2 separate regions of the Homo sapiens genome follow, and region 2 is linked to region 1. A link is an interaction called in ENCODE POLR2A ChIA-PET data of the cell type or tissue named here. Cell type or tissue: OCI-LY7. All regions are shown on one strand. Each heading gives the region's core, and the rest is flanking DNA. Links, peaks and the distances in the headings are about the cores only. Region 1 overlaps HOMER1 (homer scaffold protein 1). Region 2 overlaps LOC101929201 (a long non-coding RNA gene).

Region 1 (4,399 bases), core at 123-4,122:
GAATCATTTATTAGTATGCCCTGTCAGATGCAGTAACATCCTCATTACTTCTAGGAATTCTGTTCCCTGGATCTGTAGTGAAAATTATTTCCCTAGTCTTTATCATATAGACTTTGAAGTACAGGCTTTTGACCACAGAAATCTTAAACTATAATTTTCTTTAAAAAAACCAGCTGTTCAGAAGAGAATTAAAGAAAGCTATGTATTTAGTTGATATTCAAATGGCATTTGCTTATACAATAGCTAGCTTAAAGATTTTTATTCTGAAAGGAATTAAATTGTGTGGATTAATTAAATGTATGACTCAATATGATGTAGAAAGTCTTTACCGTACTGAAAACATTGCATTTCCATTGAGTAAGGATTTGTTGATTGGTTGTAGAAAGCTTGCAAAAGCAACGTTATTATCTTAATAACTAATTTACTATTTTAGAAAAGATGTTTATTAGAACACATTCTTATAATCACCAACTTGTGTTATTTAGGTGAATTTAGGAAACTTAACCCCTACCAAATGAAAACAACAAAAAAATCAAGTAATCGAGTTAGTAAAGAATAGTGTCTTACCTCCCTTCCTTATGTGCCTTAATAGAGTTGTGTATGATTAGATGTCCCTGTGACTTGTAACTAGCCACTCCCAGCCTGACCAACAATACTTTTACCTCAGACTTTAATTAGAAGGTGAAAAAAGAAAAATAGGGGTTGCAGGGGTTTTGGAAGATAACCCAAGCTTATAGCACCAGCCTCACTGAAAGTCAATGGTTGAGGATGGGGAAAGAGGGAATGAATAAGACGTATTCCCAATTCAGAGTTCATCATCCTGGTACAGTGTTTTGCCAGATTGTTAATAATTATTAAATGAATCCATATATAGTGGCAGTTAAACAAGAAGTAATGGCTCCACTTCATTTTTTAGGGAGTGGCACAAAATATATCACTTTCTTTTAAGAGAGATTCTTTAATAAGAAAAGTTGTATAGGAGGTTTCCAGAAATAAAACTAGGAAAGTGCCAGGTTACCTACAGGGAAGGTACCTCACTTTCACACCAACTCTCTAAGGGTTGAAATGGATATAGGAGTCACCCAACCTTTTATTAACCTTAAGAGCCATTTTGCCGTGGACTCAGATTTGCCTTGCCGTTTTTCTAATTTTTCTCCTCTCCATATTTACTCTTCCTTTCTTCAAATTTAAAATTTTAGAAATTTTAAAATTCTTCATAATTTTAAAATTAATTTACTTAATATTAAATATTACCAATTAAAATTTTCTTTATGACATTGAACTGCTTTAGAAAAGAAAGATGTGCAGTGAAATGAAATAAATGAGTTTTATTTGGGCTCTTAAAAAAACAAGCTTGATAAATGCTGCTTCCAAGATAATTTTTACTCAGAACTTGGAAATTTTTGAATTACGATGCTTCTATTATATATAGATCATCTTATGCCTGTTGTTCATACTGTAAAGAATTCTGTAATGATATTTTAAACAAGTATTTTTTATTAGTTTTGGTTCTTTGTAATTTTAAAAATCTATATCTTTAAGGCCCTGCTTGATCTAAGTAAGAGATATTTGTGGTTTCAGCAACTTTGTTTTCCATAGACTTTTAAGTATAGTAGCGATTATAGTGAATGTATGTTTTCCCAGTAAGTTCTTTACCTATTCCCAGATTATTCTGGGTTTTAAATGGGTAAAATGTGTTTAAATGGGTTTTAAATGTGGTTTTAAGTGGGTAAAAATATTAACTTTGTAAGAGTCAAATATAAGATACTTGTATTTTAGCAGAGCATAGTTTATTCTCATTATTCACATCTTCCATGAAGGTGCCAGCAACACTAAGTTAGCAAATACTGTACTGAACCATTGCTCTTAGGGAAAAATACTGTGTCATGTTCCTACCATCCTCTGCTCACGACATTTTCATCAACTAATCAATACATAACTATGTTTTATGTGTGTTTCTACTTAAAGACACCTTGCTTAATATATATTGTTAATGCATTAACATTGAACTGATGGCCAACAGCACTGTAACTCATGCCTCAGTGAAACTTATCTAACACATATTTTCTCCACATCACAGCCTTCTTGCACCTAGGAACAGCTAGCATCTGGGAACACTTCAGCATGATGCTTATGGGCCATTTTACACAGTAAAAGCACCAACAAAGTGTGAAATGTGTAAAACATGGTGCTAAATAGACCATAAAAAGGACACTTGTAAATGTAGTATGAGAACTGAAACAAGAAGGCATTGTCACTTTGTTCAGTTTCAGATGGAAATGTGCCATGTCAGGTGATGCATGGTTTTGCACTGCCCTGTGTGTGTCTGTGAAAGACTAAGAATGTGCCACACTATTGATTTGGCGGTTACAGATAAATTTTAGTGAGTAGGTGAATTCACATGTACAGACTCTTCAAATAATGAGGATTGACTATAATTGTTTTTAGAAACCTTATGACTGAATACTTAGAATATGCAAATTTGAAAGTTTCTCTTACTTTCAGGTATGTGGAAATTGTTGATTAAGCAGAATCATCCTTGCAGTTTTCATGTTCTCTTGTCTAGTGAAATAAAACTGGCTGCTTTCAGTCCATCATTTTCTTTTCTGCCCTGCAGGGAACAACCTATCTTCAGCACTCGAGCTCATGTCTTCCAAATTGACCCAAACACAAAGAAGAACTGGGTACCCACCAGCAAGCATGCAGTTACTGTGTCTTATTTCTATGACAGCACAAGAAATGTGTATAGGATAATCAGTTTAGATGGCTCAAAGGTAAGCTACGTTTACTTTGAATGATTTGGCTGGTTTTGCTTTTTTCAGTATGACATTTTAGTTCTATTCAGAACATTTTATCTTCATTAATATAAAATGTTTCCTTTTGAGTTCTTAAAACTTTTAAGAAACAAAATGGATTATTAAGGTAGCAACATGTTTTGTCCACTAAATGACTAACCACTTTATTACATTGTTACATGCCAAAATATTCTACAAATTTGAGGTCATTCCATTTATTTAATGTTCATTGCATATCTGTTATGTGTCAGGCATTATGCCAGGTACTAGGAATATAGTGGTGGACAGAATAGATATGGTCTAGAATTCTAGGAGCTCTAATTCTTTTCAAATATACTGCTACAGACTAGTAGCAGTTTAAAGTCCCTATATCCTATGAAGTTTGTCAGTGTCAATACTAAAGCTGACATTTCTTCTCTCAAGAGAAGTATAAGGACAAAACCTATTTTATTTTTAGGAGAGGCAATTAGTGTAACAGGAGCAAGGACTGCCTGGGTTCAGATCTCAACTCCACCATCTACTGAGTGTTTTCTCTTTGGGCAGATTACTTCTCTGAGCCTCATTGTTCTCAACTCAGTACTGGTGGTTGTAAGGATTAAATGAGTTAATATCTGCAAAGCACTGAAATCAGTGCTTAGAGGACAGTGTGCCCTTCAGAAGAGTTGGTTGGGGATCCCTTTTTTTTTTTTTTTTTTGAGACGGAGTCTTGCTCTGTCACCCAGCCTGGAGTACAGCTCAGCTCACTGCAACCTCTGCCTCCTGGGTTCAAGTGATTTTCTTGCCTCAGCCTCCCCAGTAGCTGGTATTACAGGCGTGCGCCTCCATGCCTGGATAATTTTTGTATTTTTAGTAGAGACAGGGTTTCACCATGTTGGCCAGGCTGGTCTTGAACTCCTGACCTCTCGATCTGTCTGCCTCAGCCTCCCAAAGTGCTGGGATTACAGGCATGAGCTACCGCGCTGGGACGGGGGATCCTTTAATCATCAATGAACTTCATGGAACTCACTTAGAGAAAGAAATTCCAAAGAAAAATCAGACTCTAAGATTCTAGGTTTGAAGTGTGTAGAAAGATGAGGTCTTCAGTTTCTTAAAGCCATGAAGCCTTTCCACTTTCAGGAATTTTAGCAATTAAATGAAGAAGGGGTTAAGTGCACACACTGTAGAGCCAGACTGACTGGTTTGAATTTTTGTTTCTACTACCTGCTTGCCATCTATATTAGTCCATTCTCATACTTCTATGAAGAAATACCTGAGACTGGGTAATTTATAAAGGAAAGAGGTTTACTTGACTCACAGTTCCACATGGCTGGGGAAGCCTCAGGAAACTTACAATCGTGGCAGAAGGTACGTCTTCACAGGGCGGCAGGAGAGAGAGTGAGAGCAAGCAGGGGAAATGCCAGATGCGTATAAAACCATCAGATCTCGTGAGAGTCACTATCACAAGAACAGCATTGGGGAAACTGCCCCCCATGATTCAATTACCTCCACCGGGTTCCACCCTTGACACATGGGGATTACAATTCAAGGTGAGATTTGGATGGGGACACAGAGCCAAACCATATCACCATCTGATCTTGAGCAAAGTATTTAGCTTCTGCATGCAG
Region 2 (4,399 bases), core at 90-4,089, 95 kb after region 1:
GAAACGGGGTTTTGCCATGTTGGCCAGGCTAATCTTGAATTCCTGACCTCAAGTGATCCACCTGCCTTGGCCTCCCAAAGTGCTGGGATTATAGGTGTGAGCCAGCACGCCTGGCCACCACATGTAAATTTTAACGTTTGCTCGGTGACTTGGTCTTTCAGCTATTGTACAGTGTCACCATCTGGAGATGCTTGGTGATCACCAAGTTTAAAACCCAAAGTGCTGTGCTTTGTAGCCTTCAAAGTGGGAAAGAAAAAGGTAGGATTAAAAAGGAAAGAAGGAATAGGGAAATGTTTGAACCCCAGTATATCCAGACATTTCTCTCTCTTATGTCAAGAGCCTTTTGTCTCCTGATTGGTGGCTTTTCTTCTGACAGCATCCTCTGCCAGTTTGCTGTTCAGTCAAACATCTTGTGAATACCTACAATGTCACTAGGCACTCTGCCAGGCACTGGAATGCAAAGATGGGAAGACACAGCCCTATCCTCCAGAAGCTTATAATCTAATGAGGGAAGCATGCATATTAACCAAGAAGCAATCATACATCAATGCTGTTATGAAAGGTATATACACAGGAGAGAATTAGCCAATATCACTGAGAAGGTAACATTGGAACTAAGTGTAAAAGACGAATAGATGTTCACTTTGAAGATTGGAGTGATGGAGGAAAGCAAGCCACACATTTGAATTCACAGTCCTGACATACACTCTGGCTGAGCTTGGGGAATCAGAGCAAGTCATAGAGTCCAGACTACGGACTTTGTTTCATGTCCTCAGCAGTTCTGACTTTTCCCAAAGGCAGTGGAAAGCCACTGAAACCTTTGAGGAGGAGACATAGCATGACTGGATGCACATTTTAGAGACAGTAAAACATTCTGGCTACAGTATCAAGAATGGCCTAAAGAAAGCTTATGGGGCCAGGCGTGGTGGCTCACGCATATAATCCTGGCACTTTGGGAGGCCGAGGTGGACGAATCACTTGAGGTCAGGAGTTTGAGACCAGCCTGGCCAACATGATGAAACCCTGTCTACTAAAAGTACAAAAATTTGCCAGGCATGGTGGCACTTGCCTGTAATTCCAGCTACTCGGGAGGCTGAGACATGAGAATCACTTTAACCCAGGAGGCAGAGATTGCAATGAGCTGAAATCACACCACTGCTCTCTAGCCTGGGTGACAGAGTGAGACTCTGTCCAAAAAAAAAAAAAAAAGCTTATGGGAGGCCAGGTGCAATGGCTCATGCCTATAATCCCAGCACTTTGGGAGGCCGAGGTAGGAAGATTGCTTGAACCCAGGAGTTCAAGACCACCCTGGGCAACATTGTGAGACCTCATCTTTATAAAAATTAATAATAGTTTCTTAAAACAAGAAAGCTTATAGAAAACCATATTCAGGAAGATCTTTTTTTTTTAATTGTAGCAATCCAGGTAAGAGACACAGAAAACTGTAAATGATGCAAAAACAGCTGAACTGAATATGAGAGATGTTCAAGAGGTACGTGATGGGATGATATTTTGAAATTTGGATTTCTGCTGCTTTCCTGGCATTTATTCTTCCTTTCAACAAATGTATTCTATGCACTTGGCCCTCAGTTTTGGGTTATTACTGTAGTAATGAAAGGGTCAGTTCTCTACTTTTGAATTTCCCACCTCAAATGAGACTTTTTTTTTTTAATGACACCCCCCACGTAGCAAGGAAGGAGAGTGGAAGGAAATGAGAGGGTGGCAAATATCACTATGGAAGAGCCCTGAGCACAACCTCCTTTCTCCGGTTGTCTAGTACATCAGCCTTAGATGGGAGCAGGGAGGGTAAAAAAGTGAACCTTCAGACAGGATAGGAGATTGAAGAGCAGAGGACGCCCATGCCTCAAGTTCCAGGTGTGACCTACAGAAGAGTTCCCTTGGGCCAGGGTGATGCAGCAGCCACTGAGTAGAAATGACAACATGGTGTTTTTAAGCTAAGAGGGGCCCAACACATTTCTTGGAGCCCCAGTGTGGCATCGGAAAGCATCTGAAATGTTTCCGTGTCCCACTGCTCCAGCAGGTATGACAAAAGAGCTACTGTGTTAGATATGAGGACACACGTTCACCTGGGTGGATATGGGACCAAAGACAAGATGGACATCTCAGTGGATGCTGGCAGAGAAAGGGGCCAGAGGGAGCCCACTGTCTAAGCAAATGCCAGCATAAATCAGGTGGATCAAGAAACAGAAACCCTGGCCGGGCACGGTGGCTCATGCCTGTAATCCCAGCACTTTGGGAGGCCGAGGCAGGTGGATCGCCTGAGGTCAGGAGTTTGAGACCAGCCTGGCCAACATGGTGAAACCCCGTCTCTACTAAAAGTACAAAAATTAGCTGGGCATGGTGGCAGGCACCTGTAGTCCCAGGTACTTGGGAGGCTGAGGCAGGAGAATCGCTTGAACCTGGGAGGGGGAGGTTGCAGTGAGCCGAGATGGCGCCATTGCACTCCAGCCTGGGTGACGAGTGAAACTCTGTCTCAAAAAGAAAAAAAAGAAACAGAACCTGCCACACCGCAGCCCTGAAGTGCTTGAACACTGTCATCACTTAGATGTAACCCGAGGGAGCAGGTGGCAGAGGAGAAACCTTAAATTCGCTGAGTTTATATTGACTTGACAAAAAATGTTTCTACCGCCAGGCAGAAAAATGAATTTTGGAACAAAATTGAGAAAACAAAATTACATTCTTTGCATTCCCTAGTTATGACCTGAGAAGATGTCCCCGCCATCAATAGACATTGCAGGATGTGATACCACTCTGGAGGACTTTGAAGTTTCTGGATTTGGTTGAAGAAAGATGCTTTGGACATTTTGAATTTGAGATGCTTCTCCAGAAGTCTTATGGATCTGAAGCATGGGAGAGGAGTATAAGCTGGGGAAATAAGTTTGGGGGTTACCAGAAAACTAGCAGTGGGTAAGGCCATGAGCAAATGAAATCAAATAGAGGATGAAGAGAACAGGAGCCCTAGCAAACCTTGACAGTTAAAGAGTATGCAGGGAAAAGGACTTAGAAAGGACCCTGTAAAGAAAGATCCAAGATGACCTGAAGAACTGGTAAGTGATGCCATATAATCAAACAATCAATAGCATCCAGCCCAAGGATAGTTCAGGGTTGCACACAAGCTCTTTATCATGGCTCTTTTTTCTTTTTCTTTTCTTTTCTTTCTTTTTTTTTTTTTTTTTTTTTTTTTTTTGGAGACAGAGTCTCGCTGTCTCCCAGGCTGGAGTACAGTGGCACAATCTCGCCTCACTGCAACCTCTGCCTTAGGATTCAAGCAATTCTCCCTGCCTCAGCCTCCCAAGTAGCTGGGATTACAGGCACCCACCACCACACCCGGCTAATTTTTGTATTTTTTAGTAGAGACAGGTTTTCACCATGTTGGCCAGGCTGGTCTTGAACTCCTGACTTCAGGTGATCTGCCAGCCTCAGCCTCCCAAAGTGCTGGGATTACAGGTGTGAGCCACCATGCCTGGCCTTAGGCTTTTCTAATTGATCAGGAAATTATTGGCCTCACATTAGAACTTAAGAGAATGTTCTCATTGCCCAGGGATGCCAGGAGTCTGACTACAGGGATTAATTTGTGCTAATGCAGTGCAGCCTTACTTGTCATAATGTTACTGCAAGGTAAATTATAGTTCACATACACAGAGAACACTTCTGCATGCTTTGTCAACATGCTATTAGGATTTTTTCACTGTATTACCCAATTCCCCTTTTAAGAAAAGATCTCTGTCTCAAATTATTGTCAGAGATTAGAACTAGATAAGTGTGTCCTCTTTGGCCTATGTGTCTTCTAGGCAAAGAGGACTACGTAAGTCCATGATTCCCTCTTCACTCTGGCTGCTAGGAAGCTCAAGACAAGATTTTGGGCTTAATTGCTATAATGTTCCTCAGATAGTTTCTACAATTCTAGTTTTTTCTTCCTCTTAGCCCTTATTTATTTGTTCCTGCTCCTATTTCTTGATCAGTCATTTGGTCCTGTTATACTGGTGTGATGGTACCTGTGTTTTCATCAAAAGTTACTTCAAATCTTTGGTGCATTTGGAAAGATACAGAATAGCTAATTGAAAAAAAAGTCTAAGTCAGCTGGCTGTGGTGACTCACACCTGTAATCCCAGCATTTTGGGAGGCCAAGGCAGGAGGATCACTTGAGGCCAGGAGTTCAAGACAAACCTGGGCAACATAGTGAAACCTTATTTCTACAAAAAAGAAACCTAAAAATTAGCCAGGCATGCACCTGTGATCCCAGCTACTCAAGTGGCCGAGGCCAGAGGATCACTTGAACCTGGGAGGTCAAGGCTGCAGTGAGCTGTAATGCACAACTACACTCCAGCCTGGGCGACAGAGCAAGACCCTGTCTCAGAAAAAGAAAAATATCATAATT

The links. Peaks named below come from ENCODE experiments on the same cell type or tissue, not always from the same donor. Only the 100,000 strongest peaks of a DNase experiment are listed, where the experiment ranks them.
Region 2: POLR2A ChIA-PET joins it to region 1 with 5 read pairs; 3 of 35 experiments call an interaction of 5 or more read pairs at or near these places.

Annotation. Positions count from the first base shown.
Region 1 is chr5:79,455,237-79,459,635 of GRCh38, reverse strand. It overlaps HOMER1 (homer scaffold protein 1), which reads left to right. Exons shown (of 9, transcript NM_004272.5): 2 at 2,618-2,774. Among named protein-coding and RNA genes, the nearest start is that of HOMER1, 57 kb to the left of the region's middle. In OCI-LY7, for the core only: no CTCF peak of the experiment used is centred there; a DNase peak (open chromatin) is centred at 2,265.
Region 2 is chr5:79,360,620-79,365,018 of GRCh38, reverse strand. It overlaps LOC101929201 (a long non-coding RNA gene), which reads left to right. Exons shown (of 5, transcript XR_007058838.1): 2 at 1,418-1,492; 3 at 2,716-3,068. Among named protein-coding and RNA genes, the nearest start is that of JMY, 130 kb to the right of the region's middle. In OCI-LY7, for the core only: no CTCF peak of the experiment used is centred there; no DNase peak of the experiment used is centred there.